2 separate regions of the Mus musculus genome follow, and region 1 is linked to region 2. Evidence: chromatin loops called from intact Hi-C (ENCODE). Cell type or tissue: gastrocnemius. All regions are shown on one strand. Links, peaks and the distances in the headings refer to the core of each region. The heading gives the core; the rest is flanking DNA.

What was found. Hi-C counts contacts between places; a loop is a spot of excess contacts. Peaks named below come from ENCODE experiments on the same cell type or tissue, not always from the same donor. Only the 100,000 strongest peaks of a DNase experiment are listed, where the experiment ranks them.
Region 1: a loop joins it to region 2, with 2.9 times the contacts of the local background. A loop is called at or near these places in 5 of 42 quality-filtered maps.

Annotation. Positions count from the first base shown.
Region 1 is chr4:117,207,420-117,212,792 of GRCm38, reverse strand. Gm23287 (a small nuclear RNA gene) reads right to left here and starts at 1,949; the gene lies at 1,834-1,949. In gastrocnemius, for the core only: a CTCF peak has its summit at 2,277 (motif pointing right); a DNase peak (open chromatin) is centred at 2,272; H3K4me3 peaks cover 429 bases; H3K27ac peaks cover 870 bases.
Region 2 is chr4:117,000,488-117,005,860 of GRCm38, reverse strand. Hectd3 (HECT domain E3 ubiquitin protein ligase 3) reads right to left here. Exons shown (of 21, transcript NM_175244.4): 14 at 5,145-5,264; 15 at 4,950-5,039; 16 at 3,539-3,745; 17 at 3,222-3,351; 18 at 3,050-3,124; 19 at 2,846-2,927; 20 at 2,671-2,742; 21 at 584-2,579. The coding sequence ends at 2,495. Among named protein-coding and RNA genes, the nearest start is that of Hectd3, 7.8 kb to the right of the region's middle. In gastrocnemius, for the core only: a CTCF peak has its summit at 3,050 (motif pointing left); a DNase peak (open chromatin) is centred at 3,077.

The sequences.
Region 1 (5,373 bases), core at 272-5,271, 210 kb before region 2:
TTCCTTCCTGTAACTCAATACCAGAGTGTTCCTTGAAGTCCCTTCCGAATCTTCATCTCCCTAACCATCTGCTGACCTCCCGAGTACTTTGACTGAGCCGTCCACACTCCTGTTCCTGCCACCCGCACCCCCACCCCCACCCCTAGTCTCTTAGGCTGCCTTGCATGGTACCAAGGCCCAAGCCCAGATCGTTTCTACTTTTTATTTCTGAGGCCAAAATATAATAAAACTAAGTTTACTAGGCTGGCTTCGAACATTAGATCTTCTGCCGCCTGGAATCACAGGCCTGTGCCACCAGACCCAGCTAACTCGGCTTTGTGTTTCAGTTTGAGTTCCTTTGGGCTCTCTTGCTCTCCCCATTGCTTTGAGTGTTTTGTTGGGGATTCTGTTCGTTTTGGTTTGGCTTATGTTTGTTGCTGTTAGGTTTTGCCCGATATTTCTCTTTTTTTCTCCAGCCAGGATCTCAGTGTGTATAGTCCTGGCCATTCTGGAACTCATATAAAATTTCTGTCTGCATCTGCCTCCTGAGTGTGGGGATTAAAGGCACACACCAGTGCGCCTACCTGGGTGGTTCATTCATGTCACCAGAGTAGGCGAGGACCCAAGGAGAGAATACCAAAACGTTGCTTTGCTGCATTGGTTGGGTTTCTTCCTTTTGAGAGGGTGGGGCTACTCTCTTGCTTTGTTTTTAAGAGAGTTTCTTCCTGGAACTCACTCTGTAGACCAGGCTGGCCTCGAACTCAGAAATCCGCCTGCCTCTGCCTCCCAAGTGCTGGGATTAAAGGCGTGCACAGCCGCCCAGCTCCTTTAAGATGATTTCTTTTTTTTTTTTTTTTTTTAATTAGGTATTTTCCTCATTTACATTTCCAATGCTATCCCAAAAGTCTCCCATGCCCTCCCCCAACTCCACTTCTTGGCCCTGGCGTTCCCCTTTACTTAGGCATATAAAGTTTGCAAGACCATTGGGCCTCTCTTTCCACTGATGGCCGACTAGGCCATCTTCTGATACATATGCAGCCTAAGACACAAGCTCCGGGGTACTGGTTAGTTCATATTGTTGTTCCACCTATAGGGTTGCAGATCCCTTTAGCTCCTTGGGTACTTTCTCTAGCTCCTCCATTGGGGGCCCTGTGTTCCATCCATTAGCTGACTGTGAGCATCCACTTCTGTGTTTGCTAGGCTCAAGAATAGCCTCACAAGAGACTGCTATATCAGGGTCCTTTTCAGCAAAATCTTGCTAGTGTATGCAATGGTGTCAGCGTTTGGAGGCTGATTATGGGATGGATCCCCAGGTATGGCAGTCTCTAGATGGTCCATCCTTTCGTCTCAGCTCCAAACTTTGTCTCTGTAACTCCTTCCATGGGTGTTTTGTTCTCAATTCTAAGAAGGGGCAAAGTGTCCACACTTTGGTTTTCGTTCGTCTTGAGTTTCATGTGTTTTACAAATTGTGTCTTATATCTTGGGTATTCTAAGTTTCTGGGCTAATATCCACTTATCAGTGAGTACATATCATGTGAGTTCTTTTGTGATTGAGTTACCTCACTCAGGATGATACCCTCCAGGTCCATCCATTTGCCTAAGAATTTCATAAATCCATCCTTTTTAATAGCTGAGTAGTACTCCATTGTGTAAATGTACCACATTTTCTGTATTCATTCCTCTGTTGAGGGGCATCTGGGTTCTTTCCAGCTTCTGGATATTATAAATAAGGCTGTTATAAACATAGTGGAACATGTGTGTCCTTACCGGTTGGAACATCTTCTGGGTATATGCCCAGAAGAATTTTAAGAGAATCTCTTTGGCAGAACATCCTATCTTTTCATTACCATTACTAGTCTTGTAAGCACAAGACCTCAAAAAATTGGGTTAAGACTCAGATTTGTTCCTCTCCACGGAAATCTTTAGTAAAAGGCGAAAGATTTATACGATCTGAAGAGAAACCAGAGTATGGAAGGGGGTCGCTGTATGCAGTTCTCACCTGACTGTGTATCTTAGATCACCGATGGTAACTTTTTCCTCAAAAGTACACAAAATTTCTGCTTTAGTCTCACTTAAATCTGTGAAAGTCATACCATTTTGAAGGAAATCAAGATAGAAAAAAGAAACCAGCGATTTCTGGTTTTAAATCAAGCAATGACCTCTCTGCAGTGCATTGTGGGTATGTAAATGAGATCAAGTCGCCGCCGTCCCGCCTCTAAAAATGCCTTAGTTATTTCATCCCCACCCCCCCCCACACACACACACACACTCGCTGTAAAGCGTGGGCTGACCACCAGGGGGCAGTACAAATGCCAACTAATATTCGGAATACTACCCTACTAGGCAAGTCTGGGTTAAAATTGTCACTCTGGGATAACGTGCTCTAAAAAAAAATAAAATAAAATAAAAAAAAGAGCCCTTGTCTATACACGAGACACTGGATTCCACCCTCCGCATTAATCAGTAAGTAAACAACAAAGAAAGTATTGTATTAACACAAAGGATTGAACATCTGAGGTCCTTGCCCTAAGACACAGGAATGTGTGCCAAGCATGACAACGGAAAGTTCAAAGACACAGGAGTCAAACACGAGAGGGTCGAGAGAAGCAAGTGGGAAGGGCTGAGGGCTGGAACTTTCCTTACCTCAGGTTTATCTTGAAATGTAATGGGGGAGCTATTGAAAGCTCCACAGAAAACAATACAACCGAACAGTTGCTGGCTTTTGTTTGCTTATTTAGGGGTGTTTGCTTGGAACAGGGTCTCCTATAGTCTCAGTTTCTCCAGATAGCTGAAAATGACTGGACTCGAGATGGTCTGCCTGCGTCCCCATACTTGAACAGCAGGCGTGGGTCACACATCAAACTTGTTATTCCAGACTGACGACTCAGTTTTGTTCTGTTGTTTAATAGCCATGGATAGCCCAGAACTTGATATATAGACAAGGCTGGCCTAGAACTCACAGAGATCTATCTGCCTGACTGTAACTCCCTAATGCGAGGGTTTAAAGGCCATCACATCATGTCAGGGTGAACTGGTAACTCCCCTCCACCATCACCCAAATTCACACACGTGGTGCTGGGAACAGTGTGACAAGAGCAGGAGGCCAGTATCCGATTAGGACAGAGTTGTTAAAGTGTTACTATAGAGCCAATAGGGCAGTACACACTTATAACCTGTAATCCCAACATTGGAGAGGAGATGAAAGCGAAGGACACCCAAGACCAAGTTCTCCGCACAAAGGAGATTTGTTTACCCCTGAGGGACGGAAGGCAGGAATATGAGACAAAGGCAGGAGACAGAGGACAAGGGAGAAGGGAAAACAGGGGAGAAGAAGAAGGAGTATTTGTCCCGGAGGGTGACAGAGGACTGCCCCTGCATAGAGAGCAGACAGATGCGGTCCATAGGCAAATGGTGTTTTTTAAGGTTTCCTGGTTTATAAAGGAAACCCAGTGTTATGGTGAGGTAGCTCATTGTTTGTTGTTGTTCTTTTTTTGTTTGTTTGTTTTGTTTTGTTTTTTGTTTTTTGTTTTGGTTTGGTTTGGTTTGGTTTTTGGTTTTTTGAGACAGGGTTTCTCTGTGTAGCCCTGGCTGTCCTGGAACTCACTTTGTAGACCAGGCTGGCCTCAAACTCAGAAATCCGCCTGCCTCTGCCTGGGATTAAAGGCGTGTGCCACCATGCCCGGCTTTTTAAAATAATTTTTAAATTTATGTTCTTTTTTATTGTTTTCAGTATTCTGACTCCATGTACACCAGCATACCAAAAAGGATGTCAGACCCTTTTATAGATGGTTGTGAGCCACTATGTGGTTGCTGAGAATGGAACTCGGGAACTCTGGAAGCGCAGTCAGTGCTCTTAACTGCCAGCCATCTCTCCAGCCTGAGGTATTTAGTTTTCATTGGGCATGTAAATTAGATGAGCCAAAGAGAACTTTTGGTTGCTGGACTTCAAGACTTTGGTAGTTAGCCTCCTGAGGAGGAAGTGGTCAAGAGGCTAGAGCTTGGTGGCTAGCTTTAGGAATGTAATTTTAACAGTTTTTAGCAAGGCAGAGGGGATGGGGGAGAAGGGCAGGCAGCCTGCCAGAGCCATGTTTGTCGTGCTTAGGCTGACTAGAGTTCCTCCAGAAGGACCAGGTACTGAAGCCCAGCCTGAGCTATATGAGGCTCTGTCTCAACAACAAAAAGATGCAGTTGTCAGACCTAGTGGCTCACCCTCACAATCACCATACAGAGGAAGCAGAGGCCAACAGCAAAGGCAAGAGGATCGCCTACAAGTTCAAGGGCAGCTTGGTCTACACATCAATACTTTTACGTCAAAGCAGAAAGAGTTAAAAGGAAAACATGCCGGGCAGACGAGGTAAAGGTGCATGCAGCCAAGTGTGATGACTTCAATTCAATCCCTAGGATCCACATAGCAGAAGGACGGGACTCCTGCAAGTTATCCCTGACTCTCTCTCTCTCTCTCTCTCTCTCTCTCTCTCTCTCTCTCTTTCTTACACACACACACACACACACACACACACACACACACACACACACACACACACAATTTATCTATTTCATTTTTTAGTTTCTTTTCTTTCTTTGGTTTTTCAAGACAGGGTTTCTCTGTATAGCCCTGGCTGTCCTCGAACTCACTCTGTAGACCAGGCTGGCCTCGAACTCAGAAATCTGCCTGCCTCTGCCTCCCGAGTGCTGGGACTAAAGGCGTGCGCCACCACTGCCTGCCTTACATTTTTAAAAAGGGAAATAATGCTGCAGGAGAGACAGGTGACAGAGTGGGAGAGACAATTTCTCCCAGAGAATTACTGCTCTAAAAGGGAGGGGGAGGCTTAGGGTTTTTGGTGGTTGGTTGGTTTGGTTTGGTTTGGTTTCTAGAAATAGGGTCTCTCTTAGCACTGGCTGTCCTAGAACTTACCCTATAGACCAAGCTATCCTTGAACTCAGAGATCCACCTGCCTCTGCCTCCTCAGTGCTGGGATTAAATATGTGTACTGTACCACCCAGCATAGGGCTTTTTGTTTGATTTTAGTTTAAGAGAATTATCATCGCCTCTCATTTATGTGGGGTACATATCTAGGTAGCTAAATAGACACCTCACCCTAGTAAATTTTACAACACCAGTTGTCTTTTGGGCCATTTGGAATAAGATGCCATGGGTCATTAGGAGTTGGGCTCGAAATACTTCCATTTGGGTCTTTCTCTCTCAACATGTCCTCGCGACAGCAAGGTCAAATTTAAATCCTAGCTATAAGTCCAAGATGTCTATGTGCACCCCACCCCAGCATGCTGGCTATTTCATACAGAGACAGCGCCCTGGGTAAACTGACTCGAAGGCTGTAGACTTCTAAAGCAGAAAAGGATTGGGTGGCATTTTACATCAGTGGTTACTGTAGG
Region 2 (5,373 bases), core at 205-5,204:
AAATGAAGTTGAGCACACTCAGGTTTGAGAAAACAGCTGATCACAGGAGTGCTGACTGCATGTCACCGACCACACATCTGTAGTCATAGCAACGGAGACTGATCTTACCTCCATTACTGAGGAAAGCAAGTGCCATCCACAGGTTGCCCCTGAGCAAGCAGTGGCAGAAAACCCTTCACATGAAAGGGTTCCTTAGCATTTTGGTGGCAGATATAGTACTGCTGCAAGTTTGTGGCCAGCCTGGGCTACATAAGGAGTTTTAGGCCAGGACAGCTAAGATTACAAGCAAGACCATGTCTCAAAACAAAACCAAAGTGAGGACTGTAAGTGTCTCAGAGATGAGTCATTTGATGGGTCATGTAAAGAATAAAATGTTTCCGGGCTTATTAAAGAGCAAACTGGCTCAGCAGTTAAGAGCAGTTATAGCTCTTCCAGAGAACCTGGGTTTAGTTCCTAGTACCTACATCAAGTGGCTCACAAATGCCTGTAATTTCAGCTCCATGGGATCCAATGCCTTTTTCCAGTCTCCTTGAGTGCCTACAGTCACGCACACTCCCACCCCATAGACATCCATATATATACGTGATTTTAAAAATAAAATTTTAATAGAGAATAAAATATTTCAGTGGATCCCCTTAGAAGTATAATTCATCACCAAGAAGACACTTGCTCTACACTGCTACTTAATGAGAAAGATGTAGCAAGCTTCTGTGGGGAGTGTGTGCTCTGGAGCAAACACCGACTTAGCCTTGGTGCTTTGCAGCTGGTGCCTGACATCTGTACTCCACACTTCATCTCTAAATGAATAAGTAAATGCAAAGCAGCCTGAAAAATATGGTGTAAAAGAGTTATTAAGGGCATGTGTGGGGGCATAGAGACAAACTGCACCCCACAGCTTCTGCAGGGAAGGCCCTTCCCAGACACTATGGAAGCACTCCTTCCCCAACAGAGCCAGGGGAGCTTTCTGAGAAGCAGAGTTTGGTGGGTGTGTGTGCAGGTGCTGGGGCTCCCTGGGAGGGAGGGTGTTCATGTTTGTCTCCTGTGGGTCCCCCAAAGCACATGGGCGGATGGGGCTGCCCCAGGAGGCTCAGTGTGTGGGAAAGATAGGTCTGGGCGTGCACACAGCCATGTGAAGAGGCTTTCTCAATGGCACCGTGAGCTGAAGACGACACATTAGGAAAGATTTTTAGGGCTCAGTCTGCTTTGATGGGTAACTGACTGTTTACACTGTACCAGGACACCAAGATGGCGTCTAGTGCATTGAGCTTCAGGGTGGAAGTACTTGGGGTAAGACAGGGCTAGAGTCTCTGGACCTTAGATATGTGGCATTTGGGGGCAGACAGGTGCTCCCAAGTGTATCAGGATCCGGGTGCTCATCAGCTACCCCAGCTTCACCCTCCATGTGCCGTCATTCTGCTCACTTGCTGCTGGAGGTGAGCTTCCAGACTCTGAATCCCACAATCATCTCAAAAGCCCAGCCTTCTGTCCTCTGGTCTGAGCTCTCATTCCCAGGCTGTGCTACAGATGCCCCACTGTGTCACTGTGAAGCCCACCTCTCCCATCAGGCGCACATCCCCTGCTATCAGTAGGGTGGCAGCCCCGGAGCTCCTTCTAGGACACAGCGATTTTCTAGGAGTGCCATGAGTTTAGCAGGGATCCCAAAAGCACATTCTAAAAAAATGAATTTCTCCATTTATTCAATTTCCCCAATGTAAGACGTCCTACAGGAGTGCCATGGAGGCTCTTGAGGGTAATGGAAGGGTGTGCACCACCCTTAGAGGAAGTTTAACGTCTAGGCCTTATTTTAGAGTGTGGAAACAGCAACCACTGAAATTTCAGAGAGGACAGAAGGTCCCTCAGCTGTGAACTCTTGGGGGTGAAGGAGCAATGGAGTTGGGCTGGATATGATCCAGAAGACAGTAGTTTGGCTGCTGGTAAAGCCTGGGTATTGAGCGGATGTCCATGCCAAGCCTCTGGAAGAACAAAGCTCACACACCTCTGCTATGGAAAGAAGAAGGCTAGTATGCAAGGGATGGGTCTCAACTGGGGCTTCTTTCTTAGGGACCCGTGACCAAGGAGGATGACCTTACTCTGTCATTGGCCCCTTGCTCAAAGTACCATTCTACCAGTTTTTAAACATTTTGAGCCATGGCTGAAGCTAGAAAAAAAGAGGAATGGGGGAAACCAAAACATAGTCCATTGTTTGGGGAGCTAGATTGCCCCCTTCAAGTAGCTCAGGCCTGGCAGCGTGTGCTGGGCTTGTGGACGATTCCCTCTCACCAAGGCTAAATACCTAGGGAAGCAAGCCCCAGCACAGTAGGGTTCGTGGGTCTGTGGGGACTGGAGCGTCTGTGTCAATTCACGCCTCCCACTGCGACCAGACCATACTCAGGTACAGGGCCCACTGTGCTGACATTTCTGAACCCATCACCTCTGTTGAGACCCAAACCGGGCTGGTGTGGGTGAGGGCAGCGTACACGCTTAGGGCACGGCCTCACTCCTCCCAGGGACTCATGTCCGTGTCGATGGCCACACAGTTGTACGCGGCGTAGCGGAGCTTCTCCTCGCATACCTTGGCACTACAGAGGGAGGAAGGTGGTCTGTCCAGCATCTCTGCTGCTCCCAGGGTGCCCTTCCCTGCCAACCACCCTCCCACCTCGGGAGACTCACCTGGCATAGTGTGGGAGGAAGAGCGTGCTGGAGCAGGTAGAAGACTCAGGCAGGGCGTCTGTGGTCTCATAGCTGCAAGGTGGGAAGGGCAAAGGATTATGAGTTGTGGAGTGACGCGTATGCGTGCATGTGTGTGTGGGGGGCACCTTCTGCCCCTCTCTGTACTCATACTCACCCCAGTTTGTCTGGGTAAATGTAGATCCGAGCAGGGAGGCGGCTGCGGCCGGTGACAAAGCGCAGGAAACGGCTCCGGTCCTCTGGGTGGAGAAGAAAATTAAGGCTTGCACTGATGAAGGAAGCTCTATAAATTCCCGCCCGCCTCTTCAATCCACAAGCCACGTCCCAAGGCAAGGCAAGCAGCACTCTGCCCTCTACTGACCATTGGTGAAATTGTTCAGAGCCTCCCAAAAGTACTGCACGCGTGTGTCAGATGGTTCGAAGTCCTCAAACCGAGCTGGAGGGGCCAAGGCAGGAGTTCATGCTTAGCTCTCACTGGGCTAGTCCTTAAGCCCCGCCCCTTCGGCTTCACTGCCCTATCGCCTAGAACTCACTGAGCTTGCGCAGAGCATCCACAGTGACCTCTGGGTCCCCACACACCTTCTTTTCCAACTCTTGCCAGGTCAGCAAGTCCAGCACAGCCTGTGGTACCACCTTCAGCAGACCTGCCTGCATGGCTGCCACCTAGGGAGGAGGAAGAAGCCTGCCTGGGAAAGTTGGACACTACTTTCAGCGTACACTGGGGCATCTCTGTACTCACTGACCAGCAGGAATGGGGTGCAGTCATGGAAGCCAGCATCAGGGTGGATATTGGTCGCCTACCAGTGGGCTCTGGCGTCAAGGGAAGGGCCTGCTGCTCCTGTTCTCCTACCTGCTCCTTGCTCTCCTCTAGCCGCGCCTTCCGCACCAGCTGGATGAAACGGGAGCGATCCTCATATTCCACCACGATGCCCGTGCCCCCAGGAATCAGCTCCACGACCTGTTGGTCACTCAGGACGGTGGTGAATGTCAGCTCCTTCCCAAACTTGAACTCAAACGTCTCCTTGTCCACTCCTTCCATCACTTCCAGGAGCTTCACCTGGAGTTGGGGAGAGGCAGGGCTGTCGGTCAGCTTTCCACCGGGGCAGCAGCCTCTCCCCATCGGTAACGGGGAGTGCAGAGGCCAGGAAAGAGCTGGGAAAGCAGCAGCCAGCCCTGGAGCCTAGGGAGGGCACCTGCAGGACGTGGCACCCAAACGACAGCCAGACACTGGCTTGGCCGCAAGGGAAGTTGGGAGACAGAACATCTTGGACAAAGATGAAAAATCCAAAGGCTTAAAGAATGTCTTGCTAGGGCCCGAGTATGAGTCAAATGGCTGAGACACAGGAGCCATTAAAGGCCTTCACAGGGTTCGCTCCATCCTGAGCCCAGAGCAGAGGCATCGAATGATTTAAATGAGTGAGATGAATTACCCTGGCAGCATGAGGTGGATAAGAATAGAGGCAGGGACAGGAGCTTTTATAATACATGGTCAGAACAGAGGGAAGATGGCCTGAACCAGGAGGACAGCATGAGACGGGAGGGAGACGTGCACTAAGTCCAGGGAGAGGCTGGACAGGATGCTGGGGATTAGAGTTAAGAGTGACCCTAAGCATGGCTGCATGTGCGTGCATTGCCAGTACGCAGGAGGTAGAGCATGAAGATCAGGATTCAAGGTCATCTTCAGCTACATATCCTAGTCTATGTGAGACCCTACTGCAAGAAGCAAAACAGGGCTGGCATGATGGTTCAGTGCATAAAAACACTTGCCACCAACCCCGATGATGCCCTGAGTTCAAAGCCCTGGATCTGCATGGGGATAATCAATTCCCAAAAGCTGTCCTCAGACCTCCAAACGTGCGCCATAGTGCATACACCTACCGTCTCTGTCTCTCTTTCTTTCTCTTACACACACACACACACACACACACAAATATGCTTTTTTACAAAAGGCAAAAAAAAAAAAAAAAAAAAAAAGAACAAATACAAACCCAGATAAAGACCCTGATAACTACGGCAAAGGCAGATAGAGCGTGGCTCTGAGCCTGAAGCCTGAGAGGGCAGTGGCCTGGGGATAAGGTGAAGAGTCTGCAGAGTGCAAGGCTCAACAGTGCCATCTTGAATTAATGCATGTGTGGACCCAGGTTAAGGAAAGAAGTGAGGGCTGGAGGTAAGGATTTTAGGAGTTACCAGAACAAAGCTATCAGTTGAAGCCCCGGGAGTCACACAGGTACTGGGGAGCGGTGGGTCGGAGCCCTACTCACCAGCACGGAGTCCACAGCTGGGAAGTCCTTGCTCCAGCTCACTTCCTCTCCAGACAGCTGCTTCCACACAAACCCAGGCAGGGCCAGGACCTGCGTGACAAACACCGCTGTCTTCTTACTGAACTGACCAGGTCTACTGGCCTTTCCTTTGCGGGACCTGGGCTCAGCTGACAGGGTGACAACTGGGTTACTCACCAGGAACTCCTTACCCCGAAGGGCAGCCCCCATCAACTGTCCAATCCACTCATACTTGGCAAAGTCTCGGCAAGAGGGATTTGGCACATACATGTCCCGGGCCTCACCAGTGCCATTGCCCTGCCCCAGAGACAGAGCTGTTAGCAGGGCATGTGGTAGACCCTATTTTCCTACCTAGAGTATCACACAGACCTTATCAGAAATCTACTATCCCACCCAACCATGGTGG